3 separate regions of the Homo sapiens genome follow, and all the other regions are linked to region 1. Evidence: chromatin loops called from intact Hi-C (ENCODE). Cell type or tissue: OCI-LY7. All regions are shown on one strand. Region 1 holds the start of LOC107985000 (a long non-coding RNA gene). Region 2 holds the start of LOC105371860 (a long non-coding RNA gene). Region 3 holds the start of MIR6080 (microRNA 6080).

What was found. Hi-C counts contacts between places; a loop is a spot of excess contacts. Peaks named below come from ENCODE experiments on the same cell type or tissue, not always from the same donor. Only the 100,000 strongest peaks of a DNase experiment are listed, where the experiment ranks them.
Region 2: it touches region 1 in a loop (9-fold over the local background); 4 of 110 quality-filtered maps call a loop at or near these places.
Region 3: a loop joins it to region 1, with 9 times the contacts of the local background. A loop is called at or near these places in 27 of 110 quality-filtered maps.

What each region holds. Positions count from the first base shown.
Region 1 is chr17:64,957,384-64,965,383 of GRCh38, reverse strand. It overlaps LOC107985000 (a long non-coding RNA gene), which reads left to right and starts at 2,620. Exons shown (of 3, transcript XR_001752973.3): 1 at 2,620-8,000. In OCI-LY7, CTCF peaks have their summits at 1,395 (motif pointing left) and 3,406 (motif pointing right); DNase peaks (open chromatin) are centred at 1,262 and 3,363; H3K4me3 peaks cover 3,179 bases; H3K27ac peaks cover 3,639 bases.
Region 2 is chr17:64,844,467-64,852,466 of GRCh38, reverse strand. It overlaps LOC105371860 (a long non-coding RNA gene), which reads left to right and starts at 5,710. Exons shown (of 2, transcript XR_934918.4): 1 at 5,710-5,790; 2 at 7,397-8,000. It overlaps LOC105376844 (a long non-coding RNA gene), which reads right to left and starts at 2,656. Exons shown (of 4, transcript XR_934912.4): 1 at 2,480-2,656. RefSeq lists an enhancer at 4,367-4,416. In OCI-LY7, a CTCF peak has its summit at 4,451 (motif pointing left); a DNase peak (open chromatin) is centred at 4,436.
Region 3 is chr17:64,773,900-64,781,899 of GRCh38, reverse strand. MIR6080 (microRNA 6080) reads right to left here and starts at 1,141; the gene lies at 1,076-1,141. It also overlaps the pseudogene ARHGAP27P1-BPTFP1-KPNA2P3 and the pseudogene ARHGAP27P1. RefSeq lists silencers at 667-766, 1,535-1,584, 2,838-2,897, 3,058-3,277 and enhancers at 2,764-3,432, 3,433-4,102. In OCI-LY7, CTCF peaks have their summits at 4,682 (motif pointing left), 4,881 (motif pointing left) and 7,337 (motif pointing right); DNase peaks (open chromatin) are centred at 319, 3,869, 4,859, 7,589 and 2 weaker places; H3K4me3 peaks cover 3,693 bases; H3K27ac peaks cover 2,605 bases.

The DNA.
Region 1 (8,000 bases):
TGGAAAAATGTACCCGTGGTATTGAGTTACTAGGAGAGGAAGGCTTATTTCAGGAAAAGGTCATGTAAATCTTCTGTCAGTACAGCCGGTGCTGACATTCAAGCTGAAAGGGTGTATGTAGACACCGTTTAATGTCTACATTAAAGGCCTCTGGCTTCGGTGTTAACTTGTTTCTTTAAAAGCTTGATACTGTTCTCTGTTGCAGCTTGTTTTTTACCCTCCCGTCTTCATTTTCAAGGGCCTGGTATTGTCTTCAAATGCATTTCCATTTTTGGAAAGCGGAGTCGTAAAGCATTAATAATGTGGAGATTGTTTAGTCCATTTCATGCATGAGGACACAAGCCTGCAGCAGCCGAGTAAACTTGCGTGTCATGTAACCAATGGCAAAAATGGGATCAGATCCCAATTCTCCCTAATGCTGAGTTATTCGTTATTTTCACTGTGCTACATGACCTCATTGAAGTAAAATATCACCGGCGAGAACCTAACCATTTTTCCCCCAGGTTGTTTACAAGGGATTATACACGATTAAACTTTCAATTTCTTTTCTGTTCAAGTAGAGCCATCTGGGGTTGCTCAAAGTTGGAGAAATCAGTCTATGTACAGTTCTGCCTTAGTACCAAAAAAAGAGAGGTGCGATATTTATTTATTTATGAAATAGGGTCTCGCTCTGTTGCCCAGGCTGGAGTGCAGTGGCATGATCACGGCTCACTGGAGCCTCCACCTCCCATAGTCAAGTGGTCCTCCCACCTCAGCCTCCCAAGTAGCTGGGATTACAGGTGTGCACCACCATGCCCGGTGTATTTTTTTTATTTTTAATTTTTAGAGATGGGATTTTTTCCACATTGTCCAGGCTGGTCTGGAACTCCTGAGCTCAAGCAATCTGCCTGCCTTGGTCTCCCAAAGTGCTGGGATTACTGACGTGAGCCACCGTGCCCCGCCAAGAGTTGCAATATTTAGTAAAGCTCTTGCGACTAGTTGAGGCATTAAAAGAAAGCATTATGAAAAAAAATGTCTACTGGAAAATAGTTAAAACAAAATCTATTGGGGCAATATGTTCAAACTCACAGACTGCCATACTTAACCCAGTATTGATTTCATCCCACTGTTTTCTTTAGTGTCTGCTCATGGATCAGTTTTTTCTTCTTTACAACTGACCCACCCATGTAGTACACTACTGCTGGGCAGTCTGAGATCCATCCATCCTCAGATGCTGAACCGGTGGGTTCTCGGCACAGTGCTTTCAGTGTCCTGTGGTTATCCAGCTGTTTCATAGCAGCAAAGACTCTCTTGAGCTGTAACTGTCAATAGATATCTTTTTCTTCTCTTGTGTAACTAAAGGGGAAAAAAGTCTATAACTCATTCATTCATGTATTTTTCATTCAACAATATTCATGGAGCACCACCTACTGGGTGCCAGGCCCTGCTCAAAGCCTTGGGAATACAGCAGTGAACAAAGAACTCCTACCCTAATACACTAGTGGATGAGACAGAGAGTCAAGGAGTAAACAGATGCTTTATTTTATTTTTATTTTTAATTTTTTTTGAGACAGAGTTTTGCTCTGTCATCCAGGCTAGAGTGCAGTGGTGTGATCTTGGCTCACTATATCCTCTGCCTCCTGGGCTCAAGTGGTCCTCCCGCCTCAGCTTCCCAAGTAGCTGGGAGTACAGGCACGTGCCACCGCACCTGGCTAATTTTTGTACTTTTTGTAGAGAGGAGTTTTACCATGTTGACCAGGCTGGTCTCAAACTCCTGGGCTCAAGCAGTCTGCCCACCTTAGCCTCCCAAAGTGGATGCTGTTATAACCTAATGTCAAAGTAAACAAATAGAAACAAGTACCATTTTGAATAGGATAGACAGGAATGCCTCCCTAGGGAGGTAGCATTTGGAAGTGATCAAATTGAAGGGTCACACTGCATATACATCTCAGGCAAGGGAGTACCAAGCAAAGGAAACCACAAATGCCAAAGCCTGAAGCTTGCAACAAGAAGAACAATTCCAGAAACAATAAGAGAGGCTGGGTGTCGTGGCTCACACCTGTAATCTCAGCACTTCGGGAGACCGAGGCAGGCGGATCACCAGTTCAGGAGATTGAGACCATCATGGCTAACATGGCAAAACCCCATCTCTACTAAAAATACAAAAAAAAAAAAAAAAATTAGCCAGGCATGGTGGTGGGCACCTGTAATCTCAGCTATACTCGGGAGGCTGAGGCAGGAGAATCACTTGAACCCAGAGGTAGAAGTTGCAGTGAGCCAAGATTGTGCCTTTGCACTCCAGCCTGGGCAACAAGAGTGAAACTCCATCTCAAAAAAAAAAAAAAAGTGGGGGGGCTGGGCGTGGTGGCTCACGCCTGTAATCCCAACACTTTGGGAGGCCAAGGCGGGCGGATCATGAGGTCAGGAGATAGAAACCATCCTGGCTAACATAGTGAAACCCCGTCTCTATTAAAAATACAAAAAATTAGCCGGGCGTGGTGGCATGTGCCTGTAGTCCCAGCTACTTGGGAGGCTGAGGCAGGAGAATTGCTTGAACTTGGGAGGCAGAGGTTGCAGTGAGCCGAGATCATGCCACTGCACTCCAGCCTGGGCAACAGAGCGAGACTCTATCTCAAAAAAAAAAAAAAAAAAGCCAGTGGGGCTAGTATAACAGGAGCAGAGGGAAAAGAAATACCATCGGGCAGTTCACGCAGGGCTCATTGCCAAGGATTTATGTCAGACTTGTGCTGTAAGAAGATTACTCTGGCTACTGTATGGAAAATTAAGATGGGGTGGCATGTTGCAAGAGTGGAAGCAGGCAGGCCAGCTAGAAGACTACTGTAATAATCCAGCTAAGATGATATTGGCTTGGATCAAGGGTCCTGATGCAGTTGGCAGAAGCAGTCAGCTCCTGGATATATTTAGAAAGGAGAGCCGATTGGATGTGTGGAGGAGTGGGTTTGAGGAGGAAGATCCAGAGTTCTGCTGAGGACATTTTAAGTTGAAGATGCTTAGTTTATATCCATGCCCTGCCATGCAGGCAGATGTAAATCAGGAGCTCAGGGACAAAGTTGAGACTAAGAATGGGAGGTGTCGATGCAGAGAAGGTACTTAAAGTTTTGGTTGAATTCCAGGGTGTATAAGTTGTTAGGGAAGTTAGCGTGCTTGTTCTTGAGTTGCTGGAAAGGCATATAAATGACACAAATACATGGCCACAATATGTATTTTCTCAATAATATTTGGGGAAATGTTCTGGGCATCAGGTTTCCCGTCTAACTTTCCCTGTAGGAAACGGATAGTCATTGAAGTAATTTTGATTTGGGTGAGTTGTTACACGGATAGCGAAGTTGTAAGTTCTCTTGCCACTTTTCTTGTTCTGCACCTTTCGAGAGTCATTATGAGAACTGAACACTAGGGGGACCCAGTTTCCTTACTTATGCAACGGCGGCTGGCCCAGCTGTACGCTACGATCGCCCTCACTTAGGACACATGCAATATAAACACAAATCTGAAAACAAGGGCAGCTTCTCTTTTCTCAATGCAATGTATATTTATAGCAGTGATCATTTTTGCATGTAACATGTCTGAATTCCTTAAATAGGTCATTTTAAGTAATGTGCATAACCATTACAATTTTTCTTTTTTGAGACAGGTTCTCACTCTTTGCCAAGGCTGTGTGCAGTGGTGCCATCTGGACTCATTGCAACCTCTGCCCCCTGGGCTCAAGTGATCTTCCCACCTCAGCCTCTCGAGTAGCTGGGACCACAGGCATGAGCCACCACACCTGGCTAATTTTGGTTTCACCATGTGGCCCAGGCTGGTCTTGAACTCCTGAGCTCAAGCAATTCACTCACCTTGGCTTCCTGAAGTGCTGGGATTATAGGGATGAGCCACCACACCTGGCCACCGTTTAAAGATTTAAAGGCAATGGTTTCTAAACTCTAGTTCCTTGTGAGCCCCATATTTGCAAACTTGTGAAAATAAGGATCATGATTTCTTATTTTTTATTATTATTATTATTTTTGAGATGGAGTCTCACTCTGTTGCCCAGGCTTGGGTGCAGTGGCGCGATCTTGACTCACTGCAACCTCCACCTCCCAGGTTCAAGTGATTCTTCTGCCTCACCCTCCCAAGTAGCTGGGATTACAGGCGTGCACCAACATGCCCGGCTAATTTTTGTATTTTTAGTAGAGACAGGATTTCACCATGTTGGCTGGGCTGGTCTCGAACTCCTGACCTCAAGTGATCCACCCACCTCGGCCTCTCAAAGTGCTGGGTGGGATTACAGGTGTGAGCCACCATGCCCAGCTGAAGGATCATGATGATTTCTAATTTACAATAGTTGAATTGGAGTATGGAAATCTAAATCTAATAAATACCACCTGGTGATTTGAATCTGTGCCACAAGAATGCTGACATAGAATCCATTTTCTATTTTATCACCAGGTATTAAGCAAAGGGAAAGGCAAATAAATGCTCAAAAGCTACATTACATGCTATTGGAGTATAAAATGTATAACTTTGTTAAAAGGTTTGGACACATTTTGTATTAGTTACGGATACATAGGTCTTAAAAGAGTACATGATCTTAATTCTTTTTTTGAGACGGAGTTTCGCTCTTGTTGCCCAGGCTGGAGTGCAATGGCGCAATCTCGGCTCACTGCAACCTCCGTCTCCCGGGTTCAAGCAATTCTCCTGCCTCAGCCTCCCGAGTAGCTGGGATTATAGGCATGTGCCACCACGCCCGCCTAATTTTGTATTTTTAGTAGAGACGGGGTTTTTCCATGTTGGTCAGGCTGGTATTGAACTCCCGACCTCAGGCGATCCACCCGCCTCGGCCTCCCAAAGAGCTGGAATTATAGGCGTGAGCCACTGCGCCCGGCCCAACTCATTTTTATAACTAGAATAATTTTAGTTTTGGGGAGAGAAAGTCTACATAAGGTTTATACTGAAACTTCTTGAAGTCAACAATCTTAAAGCAGAATCTTTTTAATCAGGAGAAATGAAAACATAATTAACAGCCTGGTGTGGTGGAGGTGGAGGTTGCAGTGAGCCAAGATCGCACCACTGCACTCCAGCCTGGACAACAAGAGTGAAACTCCATCTCAGAAAAAAAAAAAGGAAAAAAAAAGAAAACATAATTAACAAATACGTTAGCTATAATGCCAAGCACGGTGGCTCACACCTGTAATCACAGCACTTTGGAAGGCCATGGTGGGCAGATCACTTGAGGTCAGGAGTTCAAGACCAGCCTGCCCAACATGGCAAAATCCTGTCTCCACTAAAAATACAAAAATTAGCTGGGTGTGGTGGTGCATGCCTGTAATCCCAGCTACTTGGGAGGCTGAGGCAGGAGAATTGCTTGAACTCGGGAGGTGGAGGTTGCAGTGAGCCAAGATCGTGCCACTGCACTCCAGCCGGGGTGACAGAGCAAGACTCTGTCTCAAAACAACAACAACGAAAAAGTGTTAGCTGCTTGATCTTTCCTATTTTGGGGCAGTTATGATCTAAGAATTACTTTGACCACAATGAATCCTTTCCCATGAGTCAGGACTGTTAGTTTTCAGAGCTTTGCTTCTGGTGGTACTGATCTGTGCCAGTGTTACAGATATGTGGTGAAGGAGCTAGAATTTTTTTTTTTTCAGCTTGAGAGCTAATTGTGTGTGTGTGTGTGTGTGTGTGTGTTTAACATTTTTATGTGATTGAAAAAATATATATTTCCTGTATGAAAATCTTGTGAAATTCACATTTCAGTATCCATAAATAAAATTCCATTGAAACATTGCCACATTCATTCATTTATATATTGTCTGTGGCTGCTTTTGACCCTCAATGGCAGAGTTGACTAGACAGAGGCCTCATGGCCTGCAAAGCTTTAAATATTTACTATCTGGACCTTTACAGAAAAAGTTTGCCAAACCCTGGCATGTAGAGTCTGTGCTGTTTACTTACAGGTTGCAACAGTTCTTGGAACGATTCTGTAACTGGTTGTAGTCTTTAACTATTTGCCGTTATGACTTTTGATAGGCTTACTCTGGCTACCATGATATCATTTCATTCATGTATTTTTCATTAATAATTAAATACCATCGCTGCTTTCATTCTTAATTCTTAGATGAAAACATGCTTCTTCATTTGATTATATTGTTTAATTTTTATTTCGCTCTCCTGTTATTCATTACTTAATATTTCCCTTGAATTATTTAGTCTTTTTCTAAGGTGCTGTAATTTGCATGAAAAACTCAACATAAAATAAAATTGTCCTGCTTTCAATGACCAGAAAAAATGATTTAAAAGTTCAGGCCACACACGATGGCTCACACCTGTAATCCGAGCACTTTGAGAGGCCGAGGCAGGTGGATCACCTGAGGTCAGGAGTTTGAGGCCAGCCTGGCCAACATGGTGAAACCCCATCTCTACTAAAAATACACAAAATTAGCCAGGCGTGGTGGCGGGCACCTGTAATCCCAGCTACTCGGGAGGCTCAGGCAGGAGAATCACTTGAACCTGGGAGGCTGCAGTGAGCTGAGATTGTGCCATTGCACTCCAGTCTGGGCAACAAGAGTGAAACTCCATCTCAAAAAAAAATACTAGTAAATATAAATAAATAAAAAGTTCAGTAGACACTTCTTGGGAAACTTTATGTGTCTCTAGTAGAGTTAAAAGGTTTTGCAGAAGATAAACGTTAAAAAATTATTTATTTGGAGTGAATCTTTGGTGAGTTTTTATAACTTTAATTGCATCAAATACTGAATGCTGTGAGAGTCAATAAAAAAATCTTATAACAGAAGAAAATCAGTATCTTTAAATAAAAAAGCCATAAATGTATTGCAAATCTAGAAGTACCAGAATGTCACTAATACAGAACAAATCAGCAATCTTGTTTTTATTTTCTTCCAAACATTTAAAACCTTGATTATTGACATACTGAAATTGGCATGCATTCTCTTTTCATGCAGGTAACAGAATAGACATGGAGCAGATCCCTCTGAAATCAGTTATAAATATTAAATTGTATTGAACATTCATAGTAAAAATACGTTGTAAAGTGCTGAAGTCATGTAAGTCTGCAAAACTGCCACAAGCTCAAAGTTCTTCTCAAGCAGTGGCAGAGATTTGCTATATCCACCTTGTTTTAGATTATGCCTGTTTTTGACAGACACTGTGTCATTTCCTCCCCCACCCTCCCCAAAGTTTTATAGATTGTCCTATTTCTATGGCTGGTAAGATGCTCTACAAAATGTAGCAGGTGGTGATGAACTATGCCACTTTCATTTCAGTGCAGAGAAATATTCAAGCTTGTGTGTACCTGTAACCAAACTAGGCTTGTTATGTTTTTCCCCCGAGTTGTCATAAATTAACATTAATGATGAGTAAAGATGGAGCAGCGAGCATTGACCGTCACCTGCAGGGTGAGATTGCAGTAAAATAGGTGAGTAAAAAGTCCACCTATTATCCTGACACTTGTCCTCTTTACAGAAAACTGTAACGTGAGCAATACTATACATGTAGTGTGACTCCAAAAATAAAAAATAAAACAAACAACAACAACAACAACAAAAAAACAATGACCAGTTACCCGATACCTCTGGCAACTTAGAACAATCAAGTTGTGAGTTATAGAAGATGTAAATTGCAACTTGTAACTCGCTATAACATAAATGTCTCTGTTACCCCCATGTGAAATACAGAAATGCTTCAACAATTAGATGGTTTTTTCTTTAAATCAGAAATGCTTTAACAGTTCAATGAAATATAATTCTGATCAAAGAAGTTCCTCAAGTATTCTTAGATGATAAAACAAATTATTTTTGAAAGCTAAGGTGATTTGCTATCCGTTATTTTTTCCCCTTTAAATAGCACATGTTGCCCTTAATCAAATGGAAGAATCATGACAACTTGGCCTTTTATGAAAGTATTTTTTACAAGATAAGACGTATTCTGTGAGGCATTTAAAGGACTGCAGAAAGGAGGTAAAAATGCTGCTTATGTCTCAGATTTTATTTCTTTTGATTAATCAT
Region 2 (8,000 bases), 110 kb after region 1:
GCTGAGGGAGAGAGAATTGCTTGAACCTGGGAGGCGGAGCTTGCAGTGAGCTTATAATGGGCCACTGCACACTAGCCTGGGCAACAGAGTGAGATCCCATCTCAAAAAAAAAAAAGCCAACACTAGAGATCCTTGCACTGCTGGGCTCTCAAAGTCTGGATTCCAAGCACCTCCAGGTTTCTATTTTGGCATATTTACATAATTTCACATTTCGATGCTTATAATTTTTTTATATAACAAGAAAATTTTATGCATCTCAAATGTGTACATTTTTTTTTTCAGACAGGGTCTTGATCTGTCACCCAGGGTGGAGTGCAGTGGTGCTTCATAGCTCACTGCTGCTTCAAGCTCTTGGGCTCCAAAGATCCTCCTACCTCAGCCTCCAGAGCTGGGGGTCTACAGGCGCGTACCACCATGCCCAGCTACAATTCTTATTATTCCCAAATGCCACCCCACCATATTTCTAAAAACTCCCAAAGTAAGATTCTACTTTGCCCAGTTTGTCCTCAATTGAGCAGTTTTGTCTAAGCCCAGAGTTTCTGCTGGGCCAGAGTATGGATGAGCTGTCTCTCCCTGGCTGGTGCCCATGTCCGCCTGTAGCCTGGGAGGGGGAGTGGCGCCCAGGGTCAGGTGGAACAAAACATGACTGCCTAGGGCTCCCTCTGTCTCCATCTCACTGATTGCAAATCACAGACAGCCAGCTCTTAAGTGAGACCTGAGTGCCAGAGAGAGGTGGATACAAGGCCAACAGTTACTAAATGAATGAAAATTGTGATTCCGATGAAGCCTGCCAGAGAAATAGAGCATTTTTTAAAAGATGGAAATAAGGTGGTATCTGATTAGGGCAAACATGATGCAGACAAGAAATGCACTGGTTCAGAGGAGGGAAGGTCAGGCCGCCTGGGGAGAGTCCATGAAAAAGATGGAATGTGCCAGATGCTGTGCCTGGTGCTGGGAAAGAGTTGACTAGGCCAGCATCCCTTTCCTCAAAGGGGGGTGGCTCCTAGACTGGGGGGAGGGTTGGACATCTGAATACATCCCGAGGAGACAGTGTGGGACAGCATGGTGGCAGTGGAGCCAGCCGTGGTTCTGCTCTTGGTCGGCTGGAAAGGAGTAGATGTAAGGGATGGTTTAGAAGAAGGGAAGTGGAAGAAAAGTTTTCTGAGCTGACAAGAGGAAGGAAAGGCCTTCTAGAAGGACACTAAAAAGGCAGAGAAGCCCTAAGCAGAGTGAGCACCAGACTCCACAGGTTAAGGGCTCTGTCACACAGGACCATCCCCATGTCAGACCCCAGGTGCAAGGCCAAGCATCACCTATGCATCTGACCAACTGGCTATAAATTGGAGGTCCCCACAACTCCCTCCTCAGGTTTGAACATTTGCTAAAACAGCTCATGGAACCCAGGAAAACAGTTTTCTTACTATTGCTGATTTATTACAAAGGATATTTTAAAGGACACAAATGATGAAGCCAGATGAAGAGATACACAGGGTGACGTCTGGAAGGGTCCTTGTGGAGTTGGGGTGCACCACTCTCCTGGAACATGGATGTGTTCGCCAACCCGGAAGCTCTCCAAGTCCTGTCTTTTAAGGAGTTTTCTGGAGGCTTTATCACGTAGGCATGATTGAGCTCCAGCTCCACTCCCCACCCCAGAGGATGGGGAATGGGGCTGACAGCACAACACTTCCAACCATAGGTCTTTTTGGTGACCAGTCCCCAAATAAGGAGCCCACCAAGAGTCACCTCATGAGAACAAAGGACGCTTCTATCACCCAGAAAATTCCAAGGGATTTAGGAGCTCTGTGTCAGGAACCAGGTTTAAGGACCAAATGTTAGAACAAAAGATGTGCAACCATAAAAAACAGCGAGATCATGTCTTTTGCAGGAACACAGATGGAGCTAGAGGCCATTATCCTCAGCAAACTAAGACAGGAACAGAAAACCAAATACTGTATGTTCTTATAAGTGGGAGCAAAATAATGAGAACTCATAAACAATAGACACTGGGCCCTACCTGAGGGTGGAGGGTGGGAGGAGGGAGAGGAGCAGAAAAAACTATTGGGTACTAGGCTTGGTACCTGGGTGATGAAATAATCTGTACAACAAACCCCCATGACACAAGTTTAGCTATATAACGAACGTGCATATGTACCCCCTAACCTAAAAGAAAAGTTTAAAAAGGAAAAAACACCTAGGAGAAAAGAAAAATGATAAACTAACAAAGGACAATGCTCTTAGCACTGCCATCATTCAGGAATTTTCAAGGGTTTTGGGAGCTTTGTGTTAGGAACTGGGGGCAGAGACCAAATATATATTTCTTCTTATGTTACACTACCCCAGATAGGAAAACAGAAATTACTCTAGATATTTCAAACAAAAAAGGGTTGTATATAGGCAATTAGTGCTTATCACTGGAGGGGCTAGAGGTGGTGAAGGTTGTGGGGATGGGGTTGCACCACTGGCTTTCAGGCTACTTTACCACAGCTGATTTCCAGAGGATGGAAGAAGTCAGGAAACTTGGGAAACTGCTGCTGAGGTCCTTGCAGCCCCACGGTCCCCAGGCTGGTGACTGGTGGGGGAGTATGGAGTCCAGCTGACCACCAGAGCCTGCACACCTGCTGCTATGGGGGAGGAAAGGATGACTTCTACCTCCTTTCCACATCCCAAATTCCACGTGACTACATTTTATTGGCAGCACCCCGCTGGCAAGCGAGCCTTGATGTGTGCTTCCTGGGCTTCTGGCACCTGCACAGAAAGGGGTGAAATGAGTGTCACGAGCAGCCACCACTCTGCATCACACCTCCACATCCAGGTGTGCTGGAGAGCCCCACTTACACTTGGAGGTGTCCTGGCACACTAACCCACTTTTGGTAGGTGTTTGGGTGTCCAAGGCTTTGCAAAAGAAGAAGGCGGGGAGTCTACGGTGGAGTCACATGGTGGAGACCTAGCTAAGTCAGAGGCCTGGAGAGGTGTCACTAGCTGGGCAGCAGGTAACACACAATCATCCTGAGCTGATTGGAGAAACACCTGGGATTGATTCAGAGATTTTTCTGGAATGTTTTCACTGGAATGAAAGCTGAGCGGTCTACAGGCCATATAGTATTGGAGACAACTTAGCCCTCATTGAAAAAGTCTGCCAGAGAAAAGGTATCCACAGGGAAATTCAGGAGTTTTGTTTGTTTTTTCTTTTTTTTTTTTTCTTTTAAGGTGGAGTTTTGCTCTTGTTGCTCAGTCTGGAATGCAATGGCACGATCTCAGCTCACTGCATCCTCTGCCTCCTGGGTTCAAGCAAGTCTCCTGCCTCAGCCTCCCTAGTAGCTGGGGTTACAGGCATGCACCACCATGCCCGGCTAATTTTTGTATTTTTAGTAGAGACGGGGTTTCCCCATGTTGGTCAGGCTGGTCTCAAACTCCTGACCTCAGGTAATCCACCCGCCCTGGCCTCCCAAAGGGCTGAGATTACAGGTGCGAGCTACCACGCCTGGCTTGTTTTGGGTTTTGGGGTTTTTTTGTGTTTTGTTTGTGTGTTTGTTTGTTTTTGGAGACAGTCTCTGTCACCCAGGCTGGAGTGCAGTAGCGTGATCTCGGTTGACTGCAACCTCTGCCTTCCAGGTTCAAGTGATTCTCCTGCCTCAGCCTCCCGAATAGCTGGGATTACAGGCGCCCACCACCATGCCTGGCCAATTTTTTTTTTTCTAAAAACAGTTTCAGCATGTTGGCCAGGCTAGTCTTGAACTCCTGACCTCAAGTGATCCACTCACCTTGGCCTCCCAAAGTGCTGGGATTACAGGCATGAGTCACTGTGCCCCGCCAGGAAATTCAGTTTCTGAAAATACACCTGTGGATCTCTAGCCTTGAACATCCTTGGATGCTGCTTTAAATGACTGATCCTCGATGCCTCCCTTCTAACTCACACTCCCCTATATCAATCTCCCAGAAAAAGGGACCTCTTTTATTCTTTTTTTTTTTTTTTTTTCCAGAGACGGGCCTCACTTTGTTGCCCAGGCTGGTTTTGAACTCCTGGCCTCAAGTGATCCTCCCGCCTTGGTCTCTCAAGGTACTGGGATTACAGGTGGGAGTCCCCGCACCCAGCAAAGCCTGTATTAAACCCGTTTATGCACACTCGGCGGTACTGCAGAAACGGCAGGGAGGAAGCAGAGGTGCCCTGACATCTTCAGCTGGAGGTGAGCAGGGCGCTGAGGGTGGGAGAGGCCCGGCGCCTGGGGATGGGAGGCAGGACAGCACCTTCACAGGGACGCTTCCACCCTACCCCGGAGGTCAGGGCCTCTCGCCCAGCTCTGGCTCTGAGGTCCTGGAGGGAGGGAGATGCTGTTGCGACTCAGAAGATTGGGGGAGGGACACCCCCATTCGAGAAGAGTGAAAATCCTGAGCCTGAAGAAATGGAACCGGTTGGAGCCTAGGCTTTAGAGGATGGCGTTCGAAAGAGGGTTTGGCGCCCCCCTGTGGACCGTTCGGGCTCGCAGGGCCGAAGGCTCCGAAGACTGAGACCTGTGAACCATGGGGAGGCTCCATGCGGATGCGGGCCACAGCCCCCGCCGGAGCCCCCACACTAGCCCTGGACTTCTCCACTGGCTTACGACATGAGAGCTCAATATGCTCCTTATTTAACGCACTGTTGTATCAGGTCCCTGTGGGAGCCACTGGCTCTATGGCCTAATAAAGGAGCGGGTGCACGCACTGGATTGGTGAGCTACCGCCACTGCAACGCGTCCTAATCAACCATCCTAAACGGCGGCTGGAACAAGGTTCTCGCAGGCCTGTGCTTGGGCTTGAACGCTGGTCCAGCCGCTGCGCTCTGTGGCTCCCTGTAGGCCTGCGGATCAGCCAGGGGCCTCCGTTCCTTTTGGGCGGAGGCTGAAGAAGCAGCGGCTGCACCAGAGAAGGCCCTCTGGGTGAAGGTGGGAGCGCACGGGGCCCGCGGAACCACCTAAGGCGACTTCAGACGTGGGCTCGGAACTGGCAGCCTTTGGTTTCTGCTTCATTCCAAGGCCAGAGCAATCCACATGGGCAAACCCAAAGCCAGGGGACAGGAAAGTATCCTCCACCCACAACGAAACCATGGCAAGCGGTGGATGCAGGTACCGCCAATAGTCTATCTATCCCGGTGAGTGAGGAGACCTGCTTTGAGGGTTGCACAACCTGGATCTGCTTTTACAGTGGTGTCTATCACTATGAAGACTCCACCATGGGTCGCCATCAGGTCAGGGACCCTGACAAGGCAAGAACTGCATCTTCCTCTGCACACAGCTCTGCTCCCTTCCCCGCCATGCCTAACACCAAGCCCAGCCCTGAGGGATGACTCAGGAATATTACTGAGAGCGTTTTAGGCCATTCCTTCATTATCCCCATGTGACTTGTTATGAAATATAGACTGACTTCCTGAAGATCAGCACATAGTGCTAAGTATTTGGCTTGTAATCTGTAGAGACTCTGCCATTTGGAGCTGGGATCTGTCCCCAGAGCTGTCAGACACCAAATCCCGTATCTACTGCCACCCAAAGGGACCTCCAGAAGAAAGGGGTTATACAGGGTCAAACACCAAGGCAGGTTAGTGAAATTTCTCTAGAGGCCATTTAAAGCTGGAGTCTCACCACCTGAATTGCCCTCAGAGGAAGGCTGTCTAGGGCACAAACCTAGTCAGGGGTCCACATGGACTTAAGGACAATTTTTTTTTTTTTTTTTTTTTTGAGAAACTCTCATTCTGTCATCAAGGCTCGAGTACAGTGGTGTGAACTCAGCTCACTGCAAGTCTCAACCTCCTGGGCTCAGGTGAGTAGCGGGAACCACAGCCTCCCACCTCAGCCTCCCGAGTAGCGGGAACCACAGGCTCATGCCACGATGCCCAATTAATTTTCTTTTAAATTTTTTGTAGAGATGAGGTCTCCCCGTGTTGCTCAGTCTAATCTTGAACTCCTGGACTCAAACGATCCTCCTGCCTCTGCTCCTCAAAATCCTGGGACTACAGGTGTGAGCCAACGCACCTGGCCTCTTAAGAATAATTTTAAAAACAATGAGGTTCACCGTCAGAGCCCCTGCTGCTCTACCAAGTCCCTTGGCCCCTCTCAACAGGGCAAAAGCAAGATGAGCCCCAGATGTTCTGCTTAATGACCACCTTTCCCAGGAGACTTTGCTCTTTAAAGGAGAACCACTTAGAGATATGAGCAACCTTAAAGAATGCCACCAGCACTAGTGAATGCCAGACACGGGCCATGTGGGTGGAGAGTATATTTTAGGGCAGTCACTCATGGTAAATTATTTCCACCAGCCCCCAGAAGTGACTATTCAATGTCCAACTATGTCAGGCCCAGGCTAATAAAAGTAGAGGCATGAGGAACCTAGGGTTGTTCTGAAGTGCCTTGATTATGGTATATGTGGAAGATTTTAGAGCTTGTTGTAAAAAGTGATGACCCATGGCCCCCCAGGCTGGGTCTGGGATTGCCTTTGTGGATTACAAGAGGATATTATGCAGCAGTTTTTAAAAATGAGGCAGACTGGGACAATCTATCTCCAAGATGCATAGGTGCCGTTAAGGGAACAAAGCAAGATTTAGTAGGGCGTGTATAGTATGCTACTGTGCGCTGTGCGTTATCTGTACAGAACTGTGAGGTCTGATACAGTAGCCACTAGCCACATATGGCTATTTACATATAAATTTAGGTTGGCCACAGTAGCTCATGCCTGTAATCCTAGCACTTTGGGAGGCCAAGTGGGAGGATAGCTTGAGGCCAATAGTTCAAGAACACCCTGGGCAACATAGTGAAACCCCTTTTCTACAAAAAATTTATTTATTTATTTATTTTTATTTTTTTTGAGACGGGTCTCACTCTGTCACCCAGGCTGGAGTGCAGTGGCGCAGTCTCAGCTTATTACAACATCTGCCTCCTGGGTTCAGCGATTATCGTGCCTCAGCCTCCAAGTAGCTGGGACTACAGGCACGCACCACCATGCCCAGCAAATTTTTGTATTTTTGGTAGAGACAAGGTTTCGCCATGTTGGCCAGGCTGGTCTCGAACTCCTGACCTCAGGTGATCTGCCCGCCTCAGCCTCCCAAAGTGCTGAGATTACAGGCATGAGCCACTGCGCCCAGGCAAAAAATTTAAAATTGTAAAAATCAGCCAAACATGGTGGCATTCATCTGTAGTCCCAGCAACTTAGGAGGCTGAGGTGGGAGGATTTCTTGAGCCCAGGAGGTCAAGGTTGCAGTGACCTATGACTGCACCACTGCACTCCAGCCTGGACAACAGAGTGAGGCCCTGTCTCAAAAAATAAATAAATAGGAGTTTGAGGCCATGTTCACACATCACTGCAGTCCAGTCTGGTAAACAGAGCAAGACACTGAGTCTTTAAAAAAAAAAAAATTTTTTTTTAAATTCAGCTCCTAAGACACACTAGCCACATATCAAGTGCTCAACTGCCCCGTGTGGCTAATGGCTTCCAAACTGGCAGCACAGGCAACTGTTTTCATCACTGAAGTTCTGTTGGACAAGAATACCTCTGGAAGCACACACGAGAAACTGGTAATGGCGGTTGCCTTCGGGGAGGGAAACTGGGAGAGTGCAGGGCTGTATGCCCTTTTGTACCTCTTGAATTTCATATCATGTGTTTGTACTAGGTGTTTACAAATTATTTTAAAAACATACTGGGAATTAGGAATCCCCGTATGGAATCACTGCAGTGGGACACTGATTCCCAAAAAATTACTTTGCAATTTGCCTAAAACAAATTAAGCTAATAGCTATCATGATTTCATATTTAATATTTTTTCCCAGCTTAGAGTTTTTTTTAGCTCCTGTTGCTATCTCTCTGCTCTTATGAGCTCACAGGGTGACAAAGTGAATTAGTAAGTAGCAGGAGAACATTAAAGGAAAAACTCCTGGGCAACAGGGTAAAACGCCGGCTCTACAGAAAATACAAAACATTAGCCAGGCATGGTGGCATGCACCTATGGTCTTAGCGACTTGGGAGGCTGAGGTGGGAGG
Region 3 (8,000 bases), 180 kb after region 1:
GGATTGGAGGGTGGACCTCTTTCCCCGCAAGGGTCAAGAGGGAGTGGGGGATGGTGGGAAGGCAATCTGGCCAGGAGAAGCTGCGCGGGAGACTCCCGCCATCCCCAGTCCCACCATCTCAGCCCCGCGGCCTCTTCCTCCCTGGAGACAGCCAGGATCCCGGGAGTGGCCCAGGATCCCGGGAAATGCAGGGGAGGGGGTGGCATCTTTCCTCTTCAGGCGCGGGCCTGGCCCAGAGGCGACAGGAAGCCAGGACGCCGGGGATTGTCTCTCGCAACCGCAGCCCAGCCCCAGTCCGGGAGGAAGTTCTGCCGGGCGCTCTCCGCCGGTGCCTCACTGGTTATAGTGCTATACAGGAAACCTGGCAGCGCCGGAGCCGCGCGGTCGAGGAGGGAGCGCGGGACGCCGAGCCCACGCGCGCCTGCCGGGACAAGTGGAGACGAGGCCGGCGAGCGGACGCCCCGAGGTGCCCGGGCAGGCAGTGGGCCGCCGAGCGGGAGTTGAGGTGGGAGGTGGGGTGGGGGTGGGGAAAGGGGCAGGGTTGGGGAGGGAAGGGTGCGGCAGGTGGCGGGTCCGCACCCGGGAGCTCCGCGCGCCTGCTCCCCTTGTCTCCGTGCTGGGGCGGGAGCTGCTCGGGCCGCATCCCACGGGGAGGAGAAGGTAGGCGAAGGGCTGCCCTCCCTCTGGAGGCGGGTGGGGAGCAGGCCCAGGCCCCTAGCGCCGACCCAGGCGTTGACGCCGCTGTAGCTTGCGTCGCCTGGGCAGTGGACGCAGGGGACCTCCTGGCGACGGGTGCGCTCTCGCGCTCCAGGGATCCTCTCGGCCCCCACCAATCCCTCCCCTTCTCTGTGTTCCCGCAGGTTGGCGAAGGAGCTGTGGCCGGGTCCCCTTCTTATCCAGCCCGAGACACTGCGCTCCGGTGGGCGTCCCTGCGCTGGGAATCCCTCTCGGAGTTTTTCCAGGCCCGGCCGGGTTGCTCCGGGAAAGGCCCTGTTGGGGGAGGTGGGCCCGGAGCTGGCAGGTCTACAATCCGGTTGGAAGGGCTCGCAGTGGGTGATTCAGGGTGCCAATGACCTCCCCGCGAACGGGAACGCCCGCACTAGACAACCAGCCCCAGACCGGCATTCCCAGAGCCGCAGGCGGGAGGGACGCAGGGACTCCGGGACAGCAAATCCCCGGGGGAGAAGGGAAGGGGGAAGGCGGGACAGGGGAGGCCCACCCTCCTTGGGCTCCGCTAGCGACCAGCCAGCGCCCCTTCAGACGCAGCCTTCCTGGCTCCGGACCCCGGCTTTCTGCTCCGGTCCTCGTCCCAATGCCCCCCAAGGTCCCCAGCAGAGGCATTCAGGTTCCTCCTCGCCCCGCCCAGACGCAGCTTCTTTGGGTATGGGTGACAGCACTCCTGAGCGTCGCTGTCCCTATTCGCTGCCGTTGCCAGCTCCGATTCCGCGAAACCTCTCCGGCACCACCTCGGAAGCCCCGCCCAGGGCGATGGTCCGGGCCTAACCTGCCGGCCCCGCCCACCCGGCCCTTGGGCTCCCTGAGGCCCGCCCAGCAGACGTGAGTGCGCTGCGGGGTCCGGGGGGAAGGGGCGCCGGGGCAGTGTCCACCTTGGGGTTTGTTGGCTCTGGGCAGCTCGATGACCCCGCCTCCGGGGCCCAGTGTGCTTAGTGACTCAAGTGTATACCCTTTCCTAGTCGAGGAACGCTTGACAAAGTGGCGAAGGAGCCCTACGGGAGTCCCGGATTGGACCCTGCTCCTTCGGTCCCTCAGCCTCGGCAAGCCGCGGTCTCCTGGCCCTTGGCCTGGGTCACCTTAGGAGGCAGGAGGAGATGTGGTCAGTGTGGGAGCTTGGAGGGGCCATGCACTTCCGGAGAAGACCACCGACTCATGGCTTTGGTGGAGGGGCGCCGGCAGATTTAGTTAAGCTCTCCCCCATCCCTGACACACCCAGCCGGGGCGGGAGCGGGGCTTGTGACCACTCCGGAGAGCTTTGAGGGCCCCTGCTTTGGGACTCCGCACGGACAGTCACTGTCTCAGAGTGCATTCTCCAGGGGCCACTCTCTTGGGGACACTGTAGGGGTCACAGGGCAGGTGGGCAGCCTCTCTCGGGGGGCGGCGTGAGAGCCGGAGAGCAGGGGGCGGGGGCGGGCCCGGCTCGGGCTCACGTCTGCGTTGAAGCCGCTGGGGAAGGGGAGAGAAACCGAGAGAACCGGTTCCCCCGCCTTGACAGCGGAGGCCCCCACACCAAGGCCCTTGGACTAAGCGGGGCAGGGACAGCCTCCAGGTAGAGCTGTTCGCCGGGGCGCCTGCAGAGCCCGCATCCCAACCCTGACCCCGGGGCCGGGGCGCAGGCTCCTGGAGGGAGGCGTCCAGGCGGGACAGGGCCCGGGGAGCGGCAGGAAATGGGCTGCTCTTCCCACTTGACTGACGGGAAAACTAAGGCACGGTCAACTATCAAGCAAGCGTGGTGTCGACCTTAGAGCAGGTAATCACCCCTCGTTTTAAAGCCAAAGTTTCCCTCGCAGTCGATTTGGACCAAGACTACCCACAATCTCCCCACCGCAGGACTGAAGCGAGGCTGAAATCTTAGAATCAACCCCACGGAATGAAGAGGTTGTCCTAATTCCAGCACTGAGTGTAAGAATGGAAGCCTTGCATGTGATTTTATTCAAGTCCTCATTTTAGAAATGGGAAAACTGAGGCCCGAAGGCGAACGGCAAGTGCAGCATCGGGACTCGAACCCAAGTCTCTCCTCGAGTGCTGGGCTATTCCGGGCTCAGTGGTCTTGACTTCCGCGGCCCTCTTCCTTGTTGCCTGCAGGAAAATGCCGCGGCCGCAATGGCGGCGGATGTGGAGGGGGACGTGTACGTACTGGTGGAGCACCCCTTCGAGTACACCGGCAAGGACGGGCGCCGCGTGGCCATCCCGCCCAATGAGCGCTACCGGCCGCTGCGGCGCAGCACAGAGCACTGAGCATTGGTGGCACGTGCGGCGCAAGCCCGGCGGCCGCCCCTTCTACCTGCCCGCGCAGTACGTGCGCGAGCTGCCTGCGCTGGGCAACCCTGCCGCTGACGCGCCGCCAGGTCCCCCCATCGGGACCCGCAGCCCCTGAGCCGCTCGCCTACGACTACCGGTTCGTGAGCGCGGCTGTGGCAGCGGCCCCCAACGGCCCCCCAGCGGAGCCCCGAGGCGGGGCCAGCTCCCTGTGCGGCCCTGCGCAGCGCGGCGCCGCGAGCCAGCGCAGCAGCCTGGCGCCCGGCCTGCCCGCCTGCCTGTACCTGCGGCCCACGGCGCCCGTGCGGCCCGCGCAGTCCCTGGACGACCTGACGCGCGCCGTCGTCTCGCCTCCCGCCGGCAACCTCGGAAGCAGCGGCAGCTTCAAGGCCTGCAGCGTAGCGGGCTCCTGGGTGTGCCTGCTGCCCCTGTCGCGCAGCGACTCAGAGAACGTCTAAGAGGCCATCCAGGAGGTACGCGGCCCGCCGCGGTAGGAGATCGTGAAGCAGGTACGACCCCGGGCGCGGAGGCGGGGAGGCTCGCTGAGGACAGCGCCCGCAGGGAGCCTGGGCTCGAGGAGACCCACTCCGCTCAGCGTCGGGCATGACGCCCACCTCTGTCGGAAGACTTCGGATGAGCTCCCTCTCCCCAGCCGCGAAACAGTGCAGGCCCCCATCCCTCATCTGCAATTTCCAGGCTCCAAAGCTCCCTGGAAGCCCGAAAGATTTTTCGTAATCAAATTGGTGGCAAAATTGCGCTTGAACTGATATGAGGCTGTTGATGGTCTTTATTTATCGCACTTGTGTGAATATTCATGTTTTGCTGCAGAAATGCAAATAAGCTCGATGGCCGGCTGCTGCCCCAAGCCCTGCTGGGAGGTTATGTAACCTACAGCAGGTGGGTGCCACATATTATCTTTCCAAGTCCCAGCTGTTCTATATTCCGAAGTGCATCTGGGCACGGAACGGGGGATTGCGGGCCTGCCGCCAGCTCAAGGAGCCTGGAGTCAGATGAGAGGGTGGATGTGAAAGTCAGGCGTCTGCTTCCCTTTGAGGGTGCTTCCAGCATTTCAGTTCCTTTTTTTTTTTTTTTTTTTTTTAAAAGAACTCCTGATGGGTTTGTTTCAGAAAGACGTGTTAAGTGAGGTTGTTTTTTCCCCTCTTCAGAATCCAGTTGTGTTAATCTGGGAAATCGAAAATAGAGCACGTTTTACAAACACTCTTGCATCCTCAGAACACTCTGGGGGACTCTGACATTTTGAACTTTAGGAACTTTTCAGGGAGGGGCAGCCCGAGGGGGAGAAAAGGATGCTTAGAACCGTTCTGCCATCTGCCACCGGCCGTGTGATGATCTAGAGGCAGCTCTCTTCCTCTCTCAGGGTCTCGGTTTGTTCTTTAGCACAAAGGGAGGGGATGGACAGATGACCTCTGAACCTTGGGAGCCTCTGATTTATTTCGCTGTGCCTGATGTCATTACCATGAACACTGATGCCCACCATGTGCCAGGACTGAGTCCGGGATGCCCAGACGAAGGAGACACGCCTCCGTAGGCCCGCTGCTGGGTGTTCCCTCCGCCTGTCTCGTTACAATGCAGAGCTCAGGTTTTGAGACTAGGGAAAGGGGAACTGGATTTTGCTGGGGCAGCTGCCAGCTGCTGACAGCCACTTAACTTACAAGCGAGGACCACCCCCTCCCCCCCCAGGCCCAGCGTCCTCTGGTGTAAGCACAATACCTAAGGATTAGGGTTGTGAGCCTTAAATGAATTAAGGCTTCGAAGCGCTTGGCAGCAGCAGGGGGTCCACCCAGACTGGGTCATCCTCGTTTGGCTTCCCTGGGTCTGCGCCGCCTTCACTCTGGCTCCTGCAGCGGCAGCCCGCCGCCTTGTGGCCAGGGTGGAAAACGGCACCCGGCGGGCGGGGCTGGAGACCGCGGCTGGTTCCTGTTTCGCGCCCCTGCCAGCCAGCCAGGCAGCTTCTCTGGGATGGGTGGCTGGATGCCAGCGCTCTTCCCCCGCAGCGCCCCTCCGTTTCCTGCGCAGGCTCCCGGTGGCGCACTTCCCGGCCTCTCCACATTCTCTGTCCTAGTGACGGTGGGACGGTGCCTGCCCGTCTGAGCGGAGCCCCTGGAGGTGGGGGAATGGCCTTGCTCTTTGAACCTCGCATCTGGCCCAGGGTCTGGCTCAGACAGAGTGCACAGAGAGTGTATGTTGAATAGGGCGGAGGTGCGGCAGCCCCTTACCTATGAGCCAGGCCTCTGTAGGTCTGCCCAAGGGCCACCACCCCAGGCCCCAGGACCAAAGAGGAAGGAGACTGCCCAGGTCCTGACATCTCCTGAGAAGACAGATCACCCCGGCTGCCAGGGCGCCTGCCAGGTGGCCCCTCTGCCCATCCTTCCTCCAGCTCCCAGCAGGTTCCCAGTTGCAGTGGCATATGGGGGGAGGGGCACAGGTGATGAGGGCAGGGGACTTACCCAGGGGGGAACTAGGACATTGGCCAGAGACAGGCTGCTCCCTGGCCCCACTTGTGGCCCTAATTCACTATGTGACCTCCACAAGTCACTTTGCGTCTCTGGTTCAGTTTCCTCCCCTGTGCAATGAGTGCAATAATACCACGTTCCCTGCCACGGAGCTTTATTCAAGAGGCAGCTGTGGCTCTCCCTGGTGCTCCACCCCCAACAAAGTCCAGGGTAGGGAGTTGGTCCTGCCCCCACAAGGGAACCCCACCCCTGCCCTTAGTTGTCCCAGGCGGCATTTCCCCACCATAATCCTCCAGGCCCATTCACTCGTTCATTAGGCATGAACTAGCCAAATAGCTGCAGAGCCCTGGTGAGCCTTTGGATCTAGAGAGGACTCAGGCACAGCCACGGTCCTGGGGGACTCACCCTCTTGGATAGGAGGCCAGCAACAGAAGACATGGGGCCGGGGCTCAGAGTGGAGCATGGGGTTGAGAGTGGGTGCCCACCGGGGCAGGGCCTCATGAGCCCTTGCCAGGAATGTGCACGTTATCCTGCAGCTGCTGTGAGGCTTTTAGCAGAGACAGGAATGGGATTGAGAAAAAAATCCCTGTGGCCAGGGCCTCAAGAATGGCCGAAGCTCTTGGTGGTCTCGTGGGCATGTGGTGGTAACAGAGGTTTGGGAGATGGATGGGCAGGGTCTGGGGGCCGAGGGAGGTGGGAGGGAAATCGGGTTGAGTTCAGATTCCCAGCTGGCACTTGTGGGCAGACAGTGGTGCTGCTTACTGAGTTGGGGGGTGGGGGGGACTTGGGGAGGAGCAGGGTGGAGAAAGGTGGGGCCTGCCTGGATTTAGGTGCCAGACAAAGGGAAGAGAAGCATGAGAGTGCTGGCTCAGAGGACAAGAAGTGTCCAGAAGAAAGATGCACAGGAAGGTGACGTGAGAGAAAGGCCATATAACACTTATCCGAAGTGGCCACTAGAAGCTCAGCTGGTCAGGGGGGTGCTGAAGGCAGAGGGCAGTGGTCAGGAGTGAAGTGAGGGTGCGAATTGAGTGTGTAGACAACAGACAGAAGGAGAGAGAGAGACACAGCGTGGCCAGAGGGGGTGTAGGTCATAGATGGAAACATCCCCAGGTTCAGGTGGGTGGGCAGGAGATGGGGAGGCTGAAGATGGGGAGGAGATTGTTGCTGAGAAGGGATCTCGGAAGAAAGTGGGTGCAGAACAGAGGGGGCAGGATGTGGGGATGGCATGGCACGGGGGCACTGGGGAGTGTATAGGGACCCCCGTCTGTCAGGCGGCAGCTCAGGGCTTAGGGCAGGCTACTGGGCAAGGCCAGGGACCCCCAGAACAGAGGAGTTCCTGCCATGGATGGTGTTTCACAGCCTTGTCACTCCCCATGCACTCTAATCGCACATATTGAGTACTTGGTGTGGGCTGGTCACTGTGCTGGACACTGGGGACAAAGTGTGGTAAGACGCAGTCCCAAAGGGGCTAACAGTCCTGTGGGCTCTTGCTCAAAGGCTTGTAACCCAGGGTTAAGCTCCCAGCAGCTTGGAAGGCAGGTGTAGGCACCTCCATTTGCCCTGAGTACAAACAGAGGTTCAGAGAGGTTTAGTGACAGGACGAAGCTCATACAGCCAGGAAGTGGCTGTGTCCAGGACAGTTCCAGGCCCCTGACCCCAAGCCCCACCCTGGCCAGCAGGTTCAGTTTCAGCCAGGTGGCCTTTAGGGTTGGCCACCCTGTTCCTCTCAGCAAGAACAGTACAAGCTGAAGGCAAGCAAGCGCTCCTTCTTCTGAGCATCCTGCGTGCCCAGCCCTGTGGTGGGAGAGTTGATGTCCCAGGAGAGGGACGTCTCCTGTTCTCTTGCTGCCCAGGAGAGGGCAGAAGCAACCCCTTCTGAGAGGGGAGACAGGGAGACAGGGAGAGGTAAGCAGGGATGACTCCTCCTCTCTCCCAAAGAGGCCACTCAGGGAGCCCTGGGAAGCCAGGCCAAAGGCGGTGCAATAAAGGGGCCTCTGAGACTCTTCCCCATGGCTGTGGTCCTGGCTCTGGGATCTCAGGGTGCAGTCACCATCCCCACCCAGAAGTGGGAAGGCCCAGGTGGGTGGAGCTGGCCTGGAGCCCGCCCCTGCTGCTGGGGCATTGGCCGCTGGGAGGGAAGTTCCAGCCGGTCTGCTGCACCTTCTTATACAAGCAACCCTGGAGGCGCCGCACCTGAGCAGGCAGCCCCGACTGGAAGGAGCGGGGGCCCTCATTTCTCCTCCTCCGCTGGGAACTGTGAGTGAGCCCTTGCCCCTGAGGGACTAGAGGGCGGCCACAGCAGTTTCTCCACTCTCTCCCCTCCCTTTCCCAAATCCTAAAACCCACCTGGGGGCCCCTCCTCTCTGGATCCAGGCCCAGCACCCACTTCCTAGGACAAACTCCGAGGGCAGCCCGAGGCCGCTGTGATTGAGAGAAAGAAACTGGCCTCGGGACAGACCCACCTGTCCCCACTCAGGGCCAGCCAGGGAGCCTTTGGCAAGGGGCGTTGGTAATAGCAGGAAGCTAAGTCCA